2 separate regions of the Homo sapiens genome follow, and region 1 is linked to region 2. Evidence: read pairs that join two places in POLR2A ChIA-PET (ENCODE). Cell type or tissue: CD4-positive, alpha-beta T cell. All regions are shown on one strand. Each heading gives the region's core, and the rest is flanking DNA. Links, peaks and the distances in the headings are about the cores only.

Evidence for each region. ChIA-PET counts read pairs that join two places held together with the same protein. Peaks named below come from ENCODE experiments on the same cell type or tissue, not always from the same donor. Only the 100,000 strongest peaks of a DNase experiment are listed, where the experiment ranks them.
Region 1: POLR2A ChIA-PET joins it to region 2 with 6 read pairs; 3 of 35 experiments call an interaction of 5 or more read pairs at or near these places.

What each region holds. Positions count from the first base shown.
Region 1 is chr7:150,615,626-150,621,018 of GRCh38, reverse strand. No RefSeq gene overlaps it. Among named protein-coding and RNA genes, the nearest start is that of GIMAP6, 14 kb to the left of the region's middle. In CD4-positive, alpha-beta T cell, for the core only: no CTCF peak of the experiment used is centred there; no DNase peak of the experiment used is centred there; H3K27ac peaks cover 391 bases.
Region 2 is chr7:150,499,526-150,504,918 of GRCh38, reverse strand. No RefSeq gene overlaps it. Among named protein-coding and RNA genes, the nearest start is that of GIMAP7, 13 kb to the left of the region's middle. In CD4-positive, alpha-beta T cell, for the core only: no CTCF peak of the experiment used is centred there; a DNase peak (open chromatin) is centred at 2,108; H3K4me3 peaks cover 409 bases; H3K27ac peaks cover 2,433 bases.

The DNA.
Region 1 (5,393 bases), core at 129-5,128, 120 kb before region 2:
TGATGCTTTGTCATCAGCGTGCTGAACCTCTTTTGGTTTGTGTGTTTACCAATTCATGAATTGCTTGTTACTCAAATAAACTTGAAAATTTTGTTGTGCCTTGGTTTTTACCAGTTTGGTGTCAGAAATCAGATCTGAAGGATCCCCTTGTAATCCCCAGATGCAGTCAGTAACCAGGCATAGGTACTTGCTGAGTCCATTGTGCTAATTTCTTGCTGCATCTAGAGGTTATGGGTAAGTCCCTCTCAGATTTTGTATTTTGCATCCTGCGTTTGCATCCTGAGCTCTCTGCATTTTGCATCCTGAGCTCTCTAAGTTTATTCGAGAAGTTTTGTTTCTGAATGGATCCAGGGTTGAGCTGAGTGATTGACAGGAACTGGACCAGGTCCAGTGTAGTGTACACTAGCTTCCAGACTAGGTCTAACCAAAATCTGGGTTGGATTTCAAAGGTTGAACTGTGTTTTCAACAGGAACTGGACCGGTTCCAGTTAAGGGCCTCTGGTAAGTAGAGTTTTAGAACAGAGAATTATGTGTTCATCAAAATCTAAGGAGTCTGGGACTCCTCTGTCTGTAACTCCAATGCATTTTAGGTTTAAAAATTACGGACCCAGAACCTGTGCATTTCTAGAGAAATGAGTGCATCTCAGGAAGATAACTTAGAGTTACAGTGGCCACAATGAGAAAGTTTTAATGTAGATGAAATTTTTTATCTATGAGTACATTAGGAAAAAAAGGGCGGGGCGGGGAAATCCCAAATGGCTCAAATACAATGAGATACATTTTTTGATTTGTGTACAAAGGATTCCAAAAGACAGAATGACTCAGAAAATTGCCCTTTAAGGAAATCTTTGCAGTGTGCTAATAGAAAACTATTCTGAACCTACTAACCTCTTTGATCTCTTGTCTTTTCCATCTGAACCTCATCAATACCAACTTCCTTAAAAAATTAGATCTTCAAATGAGTCAGGGGTATGTAGAACAACTAAATTTAACTTTTGGTCTCATACACACTCCCAAGCTATGGTAAAAGCATCCACCTAAGAATAAAAAGAAGAAAGACTAATTGGAAATACACTGGATGTCTCCTCAGTCACTCACGTAAAATGTAATCTGCAGTCTCAATAAGATTGACTTCTGATAATAGGCAAATATGTCCCAAAACTCCTGGAGAAAACATAACATCCTTCCTCTGTGCCTTTGAGATGTCTAAATCTTCTAAATGCAAGCATCAGAGAAATCATTCACAAGTAGGGAAAAAAAGAGGAAACTTTTAGAAATAAACAGACAAATAGAAAACATTTTATGCCCTTTCCACAAATATTAATTAAAGTCTTGAGCCATCTGAACAGGTAACTTTAACTGTCAAGAACATAGTTTGAACCCAACTAATGAGTTTTACATTATTGTGCCTGATACATGACTAAACCTTTAGAACAGATGCCACGACTCTATTTGCATCTGTTCGTATATTTATATACGTCTACATATGTGTATGTTATTTGTATGTAATTTTATTCTACCTATGGTTAATATTATTAGAAATAATATTAAAATTACTACATTTAATTGGGTATAGTCATGCACTGCATCGTGTCATTTTGATCAATTAAGGGCTGCATATACTACAGTGGCTTCATAAGGTTATCATGAGACTAAAAAATTCCTATCACCTAGTAGCTATTGAATGTCATAGTGCAACACATTATTCACATGTTTGTGGTGACATTGGTGTGAAAAGCTGCCAGTCATATAGAACATACAATTATTTACAGTACATAATACTTGATTGTAATAATAAATGACTATGTTACTGGTTTATGTATTTACTATATTTTAAATCATTGTTTTAGAGTATACTCCTTCTACTTATAAAAAAAGTTAATTGTAAATAGCCCCTCAGGCAGGTTCTTCAGGAGCTATTCCAGAATAAGTCATTGTTATCACAGACGATGGCAGTTCAATGTGTGCCATTGCCCCTGAAGAACTTCCAGCGGGAAAAGGTATGGAGGTGGAAGACAATGAAATTCATGATCCTGACCATGTGTAGGCCTAAGCTAATGTGTGTGTTTGTGCCTTAGTTTTTAACAAAAAGTTTGAAAAGTAGAAAAAGACAAAAGCTTATAGAATAAGAATATTTTAAAATTTTTTGTGCAGTTGTTCAATGTGTTTGTGTTTTAAATTGTGTTATTACAAGAGCTAAAAATTTAAATAAAAAGTTTAGAAAATAAAAAGGTTACAGTAACCTAAGTTTAATTTAATTGAAAATGGACCCCTTCCTTACACCTTATACAAAAATTAACTCAAGATGAATTAGACTTAAACATAAGACCTAAAACCATAAAAACACTAGAAGAAAACCTAGGCTATTAATACCATTCAGGACATAGGCATGGGCAAAGACTTCATGACTAAAACACCAAAAGCAATGGCAACAAAAGCCAAAATTGACAAATTGGATCTAATTAAACTAAAGAGCTTCTACTCAACAAAAGAAACTATCATCAGAGTGAACAGGCAACCTACAGAATGGGAGAAAATTTTTGCAATCTATCCATCTGACAAAGGGCTAATATGCAGAATCTACAAGAGACTTAAACAAATTTACAGGAAAAAAACAAACAACCCCATCAAAAAGTGGGTGAAGGATATGAACAGATACATTTCAAAACGAGACATTTATGCAGCCAACAAACATATGAAAAAAAGCTCATCATCACTGGTCATTAGAGAAATGCAAATCAAAATCACAATGAGATACCATCTTACACCAGTTAGAATGGTGATCATTAAAAAGTCAGGAAACAACAGATGCTGGTGAGGATGTGAAGAAATAAGAATGCTTTTACACTGTTGGTGGGAGTATAAATTAGTTCAACCGTTGTGGAAGACAGTGTGGTGATTCCTCAAGGATCTAGAACCAGAAATACCATTTGACCCAGCAATCCCATTACTGGGTATATATCCAAAGGATTATAAATCATTCTACTATAAAGACACATGCACATGTATGTTTATTGCAGCACTATTTACAATACCAAAGACTTGAAACCAACCCAAATGCCCATCAGTGATAGACAGGATAAAGAAAACATGGCCCATATACACTATGGAATACTATGCAGCCATAAAAATGGATGAGTTCATGTCCTTTGCAGGGACATGGATGAAGCTGGAAACCATCATTTTCAGCAAACTAATGCAAGAACAGAAAACCAAACACTGCATGTTCTCACTCATAAATGAGAGTTGAGCAATGAGAACACATGGACACAGGGAGGGGAACATCACACACTGGGGCCTGTAAGGGGGTGCAGGGCAAGGGGAGGGATAGCATTAGAAGAAATACCTAAAGCATGCGGGGCTTAAAATCTTAAATGTAAATGGGCTAAATGCCCCAATTAAAAGACACAGACTGGCAAACTGAATAACGAGTCAAGACCTATCAATGTGCTGTATTCAGGAGACCCATCTTAAGTGCAAAGACACACATAGACTCAAAATAAAGGGATGGAGGAATATTTCCCAAGCCAATGAAAAGCAAAAAAAAAAAAAAAAAAAAAAAGAAAAGCAGGGGTTGCGATTCTATTCTCTGATGAAACAGACTTTAAACCAACAAAGATAAATAAAGACAAAGAAGGGCATTACATAATGGTAGATGGATCAATGCAACAAAAAGAGCTAATTATCCTAAATATATATGCACCCAATACAGGTTGGACAGATCAATGAGACAGAAAATTAACAAGGATATCCAGGACTTGAACTCAGCTCTGGACAAGCAGGCCTAATAGACATCTAAAGGACTCTCCACCCCAAATCTATAGAATATACATTCTTCTCAGCACCACATAGCACTTATTCTAAAATCGACCACATAGTTGGAAGTAAAACACTCCTCAGCAAATGCAAGAGAACAGAAATCATAACAAACAATCTTTCAGACCACAGTGCAATCAAAATAGAACTCAGGATTAAGAAACTCACTCAAAACTGCACAACAACATGGAAACCGAACAACCTGCTCCTGAATGACTACTGGGTAAATAACAAAATTAAGGTAGAAGTAAAGAAGTTCTTTGAATCCAATAAGAACAAAGAGACAATGTACCAGAATCTCTGGGACACAGCTAAAGCAGTGTTGAGGGAAATTTATAGCACAATGAATATTATTAAAACATAGATGACGGGTTGATAGGTGCACCATGGCACATGTATACCTATGTAACAAACCTGCACGTTCTGCACATGTATCCCAGAACTTAAACTATAATAAAAAACAAAATAAAATAAATTGAAAAAAGAAAATATCTTTTATAAATTTAATATAGTCTACATGTACAGTGTTTATAAAGTCTACAGTAGGGTACACTAATGTCCTAGGCCCTCACATTCACTCACCTGTCACTCACTGACTCATCCAGAGGAACTTTCAGTCCTTCAAGCTCCATTTATGGTAAGTGCCCTATACAGGTATACAATTTTTTATCTTTTATACCATATTTTATACTGTGCATTTTCTGTGTTTATGTGTGTTTAGATATACAAATACTTACCACTGTGTTACAATTGTCTGCAGTATTCAGTACAGCAACATTCTGTACAGATTTGTGGCCTAGGAGCAATAGGCTATACCCAACAGTAGGCTATGTAGCCTCGGTGTGTAGTAGGCAGTACCATGTACATTTGTGTATGTATGCTTTATGATTTCACACAACAATGAAACCACTTAATAATGCATTTCTCAGAAGGTATCCCTGTTAAGGGATACATGACTGTATTTTCACTGTCAGAGGAAAACTGCCTACTCAAGCCTCAGTAATGGCGGACGCCCCTCCCCCCAGCAAGTTCCATCATCCCAGGTCAACTTCAGATTGCTGGGCTGGCAGTGAGAATTTCAAGCCAGTGGCTTTTAGCCTGCTGTTCTCCAAGGGATTGGGACCTGCTGAGCGAGACCACTTGGCTCCCTGGCTTCAGCCCTCTCTAAAGGGGAGTGAACCATTCTGTCTCACTGGGGTTCCAGGTGCCACTGGGGTGTGAAAAAACACTCCTGCAGCTAGCTCTGTGTCTGCCCAAATAGTCACCCAGTTTTGTGCTGGAAACCCAGGGCCCTGGTGGTGTAGGCACACGAGGGAATCTCCTGGTCTGTGGATTGCAAAAACCATGGGAAATGTGTAGTTCTATCTGGGCCAAATAGCACAGTCCCTCACAACTTCCCTTGGCTGTGGGAGGGAGGCCCCTGGCTGCTTGGACGTCCTAGGTGAGGTGACGCTCACCCTCCATGGTGTTGGGAAAAGCTGAGTGTTGGGAGAAGCTGAGGCAGGGCTTACATGTCTGACACAATGTAAAAGAGTCTTGGAACCTGTCCAGGGTCCGGGGTCTAAAACCTCTCTTGG
Region 2 (5,393 bases), core at 173-5,172:
TGCAACTCTGCCTTGCATTTGAACACTTAGAGGCCACTGTAATGTTATTAACTGACTTGATTTCAATATTGTTGTGTCAGGGAATAGGGAAGCCTGAGGCAAGGGTGAGAGACAAGGGAACAGCTGCATGGTGGAGCAGTCAGAACACACAATGATCAACTAGTTCATCATCTTGTAAGGCGCAGATTGTGGCACCCCAAAACAATTACAATAGGGACATCATAGATCACTGATCCCAAATCATCAGGACAGATAATAGTGAAAACGTTTGAAATACTGTGAGAATTGTCAAAAAGTGACACAGACACAAAAAAGTGAACACTTGCTGTTGGGAAAATGGCACCAACAGACTTGTTTGATGCAGGGTTGCCACAAATCTTCAATTTGTAAAAAGCGCATCATCCACAAAGTGCAATGAAATGAGGTACAATAAAGTGAAGTGCACCTGTACATCCTTCCTCATTCCTCATCCCACACATCTGGCCCAGATGGAACATGAAAGTCTCACTGATGAGAGAAGCAGCTGTGGCTTTCTCCGAAGGTCATTTTAGACACTACCTGAGACTGTTCCTCGGGGACTTTTCATTTGCCAGGTCTCTCTGACTCTGCAGGTGCCTTCAACCCACTCCCTTTTACTTTACCCTTTCCAAACTCAGATCCTTTTGCAGAAGTATTTAACTTTTGTCATCAATTTATATACACCAAGACCAAAAAAAGTGTTACCTTTAAAGACAGACATAGGAAATTAAGGTGTGCAAACAGACCTTTGAATCCTATGAGGAGCAGGCAGACAATTGAAACAGGAAGAGCTGAGCAGGTTATAAGGCCACCTCTGCCTAAAAGCATGTCCCAGTCTCACCAGCAGGAGCCAATTGCCTACTCTTACAGAATTCCCAATTTATATCAAAACAACTGTTTTATCACTAAAGAGGAGGGTTTTATCCCTTAAAGTAAAACAAAACAAGCTTTAATGCAATTGAATATACAGGGGCCTTCTCCCTGGGGCACACTGTCAGCACAAGATTACTAACTTTATCTGAGTTGTTTAAGAGTAAACAGTATCTTTCTGTCAGCCCCATGACACCTGTTTTGTTCCATGACCTTCAGTAGTAGATTCTCATGTTAGCATATCAGTACTGGATGTCTCCCATTACTATACAAAATGCAGTGTCAGCGGAAAAGTGTGTGCGTCTGATTCTGCCACTAGTAATATCTACGGCTTTGAAGGGAAAACATAATGTTACTAAGCCCCAGTATCTTTAGGCCTTACCAAATTAGTACAAATTCCCAGACTCTCTCAAATCATGAGCCCTGGCCCACCTACCCACAGTACTTCTCGGATGTTGGTCAGAACGTAGTTACAAACCTATAAGGTGGTATGTTGGTCAGAATATAGTTATAAACCTACAAAGTGGTGCAGAGAACAATAATCCTCAAAGGGAGACCACAAGGGACAGAACAGTCCTGGGACTTCTCTTGAAGAGTCCGACACGAGGGAGCAATATTAGCACAAGCCCTCTTCTCCCAGTGCTATCGAGTCCCTGTGGTCATATGAGTAATGTGCAGACAGTTACAGATACCAGCTTTATTTGTTACTTGGCACAGAACAGCCAAGGAAGCATGAAGCAAGGAAGCAGGTATTTGTCTTCCATAGGTTTCTGCTACTCTCACCACATCCTAGATTCCTTCCATACTTGCCTACACAGTCTTTATAGCCCCACCCCTCTAAAACCCAGGATTTGCTTATACGCTCCTGAATTCTTCACCATTCCATAATACTAATGGTGGAAGCAAAAGATGCTTAGCAGAACAGAAATTGGGAAAATAATTAAGAGGTTGCCATAGCCACCAGATAGCATTCAGTATCTTACCCTCTCTCTAGAATTTATAATTAGGTTTGTGCAATTTCCACTATTATCTTAATTTCCTCATTTTGTTTTCAATTTAACTCCCTTTCTTTTTCTGTTTCCCATAATCACTTACATCCTCAAGAAATGAGCTATAAGTTGATTTATTGTAAATTCACTCATTCATTTAAGAAACAAATGCATCCTGCCTCAGCCACAGCCATTTCCTGCCTTACCTCCTCCCCATTCTGTTTTACCCATCACTTAAAGCTGTGGTCATATCACAGGCTAGAAAGGTTATGCTACAAGGCCCATGTCTCCATCTTTGCATCTGCTAAAGTATTCAGAAGAAATTTGAAAGAGACAGACAGGGCCAAGAAGAAATATCACCATGGAGATTGCTTTCAACTGTGCTCTGTCTCCTCCTTTGGTCCCTCTTCCAGTTGGTGCTGGCCCAGAGATGAGGCAGAAGAGTTTTCCTCTGAGTCTCCAAACCCACACCAGTGCCTTACTCAGAGGTGCAATCATTATCATTTTGGACTCTGATGTGAGCTAAACAAAATAAAAATTGCTGTCAATTGGAACAGGTGCTTATGTGTGTTGCTACTTTTCTAAGTCCTAACAATGAAGTTCTGAAAACTTACATAGCTAATAAACAGTGGAGCAGGCTCAATGTTTTTTAATTGTTTGTTATGAAGAAAGATAATTTGAAAATAGTATTTAAATGACACATTTCTAAGCTGTGAAATATTATAAATGACTATCTGGAAATATAAAGAGGCATCAGCAGTTCTCTTTTTTTATTGTTATATATTCTTATTTTTTAAATATACTTTAAGTTCTAGGGTACATGCCCACAACGTGCAGGTTTGTTACGTATGTATACATGTGCCATGTTGGTATGCTGCACCCAACAACTCGTCATTTACATTATGTATTTCTCCTAAAGCTATCCCTCCCATATCCCCCACTGCACGACAGGCCCCAGTGTGTGATGTTCACCGCCCTGTATCCAAGTGTTCTCATTATTCAATTTCCACCTATGAGTGAGAACATGTGGCATTTGGTTTTCTGTCCTTGAAATAGTTTCCTCAGAATGATGGTTTCCAGCTTCATCCATGTCCCTACAAAGGACATGAACTCATCCTTTTTTATGGCTGCATAGTATTCTGTGGTATATATGTGCCACATTTTCTTAATCCAGTCTATCATTGATGGACACTTGGGTTGGTTCCAAGTATTTACTATTGTGAATAGTGCCACAATAAACATACATGTGCATGTGTCTTTGTAGTAGCATGATTTATAATCCTTTGGGTATATACCCAGTAATGGGATGGCTGGGTCAAATGGTATTTCTTGTTCTAGATCCTTGAGGAATCACCACACTGTCTTCCACAATGGTTGAACAAATTTATACTCCCACCAACAGGGTAAAAGCATTCCTATTTCTCCACATCCTCTCCAACACCTGTTGTTTCCTCATATTTTAATGATCACCATTCTAAATGGTGTGAGATGGTATCTCATTGTGGTTTTGATTTTCATTTCTCTGATGACCGGTGATGATGAGCATTGTTTTCATGTGTCTGTTGGCTGCATAGATGTCTTCTTTTGAGAAGTGTCTGTTCATATCTTTGCCCACTTTTGTATGGGGCTGTTTGATTTTTTTCTTGTAAGTTTGTTTCAGTTCTTTGTAGATTCTGGATATTAGCCCTTTGTCAGATGGGTAGATTGCAAAAATTTTCTCCCATTCTATAGGTTGCCTGTTCACTCTGATGGTAGTTTCTTTTGCTGTGCAGAAGTTCTTTAGTTTAATTAGATCCCATTTGTCAATTTTGGCTTTTGTTGCCATTGTTTTTGGTGTTTTAGTCATGAAGTCCTTGCCCATGCCTATGTCCTGAATGGTATTGCCTAGGTTTTCTTCTAGGGTTTTTATGGTTTTAGATCTAACATTTAAGTCTTTAATCCATTTTGAATTAATTTTTGTATAAGGTATAAGGAAGGGATCCAGTTTCAGCTTTCTACATATGTCTTGCCAGTTTTCCCAGCACCATTTATTAAATAGGGAATCCTTTCCCCATTTCTTCTTTTTGCCAGGTTTGTCAAAGATCAGATAGTTGTAGATGTGTGGTGTTATTTCCGAGGGCTCTGTTCTGTTCCATTGGTCTATAACTCTGTTTTGGTACCACTACCATGCTGTTTCAGTTACTGAAGCTTTGTAGTATAGTTTGAAGTCAGGTAGCGTGATGTCTCCAGCTTTGTTCTTTTGGCTTAGGATTGTCTTGGCAAGGCAGGCTCTTTGTTGGTTCCATATGGACTTTAAAATAGTTTTTTTCAATTCTGTGAAGAAAGTCATTGCTAGCTTGATGGGGATGGCATTGAATCTATAAATTACCTTGGGCAGTATGGCCATTTTCACGATATGAATTCTTCCTACACATAAGCATGGAATGTTCTTCCATTTGTTTGTGTCTTCTTTTATTTCATTGAGCAGTGGTTTGTAGTTCTCCTTGAAGGGGTGCTTCACATCCATTGTAAGTTGGATTCCCAGGTATTTTATTCTCTTTGAAGCAATTGTGAATGGGAGTTCACTCATGATTTGGCTTTCTGTCTGTTATTGGGGTATAGGAATGCTTGCGATTTTTGCACATTGATTTTGTATCCTGAGACTTCACTGAAGTTGCTTATCAGCTTGAGGAGATTTTGGGCTGAGACGATGGGGTTTTCTAAGTATACAATCATGTCATCTGCAAACAGGGACACTTTGACTTCCTCTTCTCCTAACTGAATACCCTTTATTTCTTTCTCTTGCCTCACTGCCCTGGCCAGAACTTCCAACACTATGTTGAATAGGAGTGGTGAGAGAGGGCATCCCTGTCTTGTGCTGATTTTCAAAGGGAATGCTTCCAGTTTTTGCCCATTCAGTATGATATTGGCTGTGAGTTTGATATAAATAGCTCTTATTATTTTGAGATATGTTCCATCAATACCTAGTTTATTGAGAGCTTTTAGCATGAAGGCTGTTGAATTTTGTCAAAGTCCTTTTCTGCATCTATTGAGATAATCGTGGTTTTTTTACCTTGGTTCTGTTTATGTGATGGATTACATGTATTGATTTGCGTATGTTGAACCAGCCTTGCATCCCAGGGATGAAGCAGACTTGATCTTGGTGGATAAGCTTTTTCATGTGCTGCTGGATTCATTTTGCCAGTATTTTATTGAGGATTTTTGCCTCGACGTTCATCAGGGATATTGGTCTAAAATTTTCTTTTTTTGTTGTGTTTCTGCCAGGCTTTGGTATCAGGATGATGCTGGCCTCATAAAATGAGTTAGGGAGGATTTCCTCCATTTCTATTGATTGGAATAGTTTCAGAAGGAATGGTACCAGCTCCTCTTTCTACCTCTGGTAGAATTTGGCTGGGAATCCATCTGGTCCTGGACATTTTTTGGTTGGTAGGCTCTTAATTATTTCCTCAATTTCAGAGCCTATTATTGGCCTATTCAGAGATTCAACTTCTTCCTGGTTTAGTCTTGGGAGGGTGT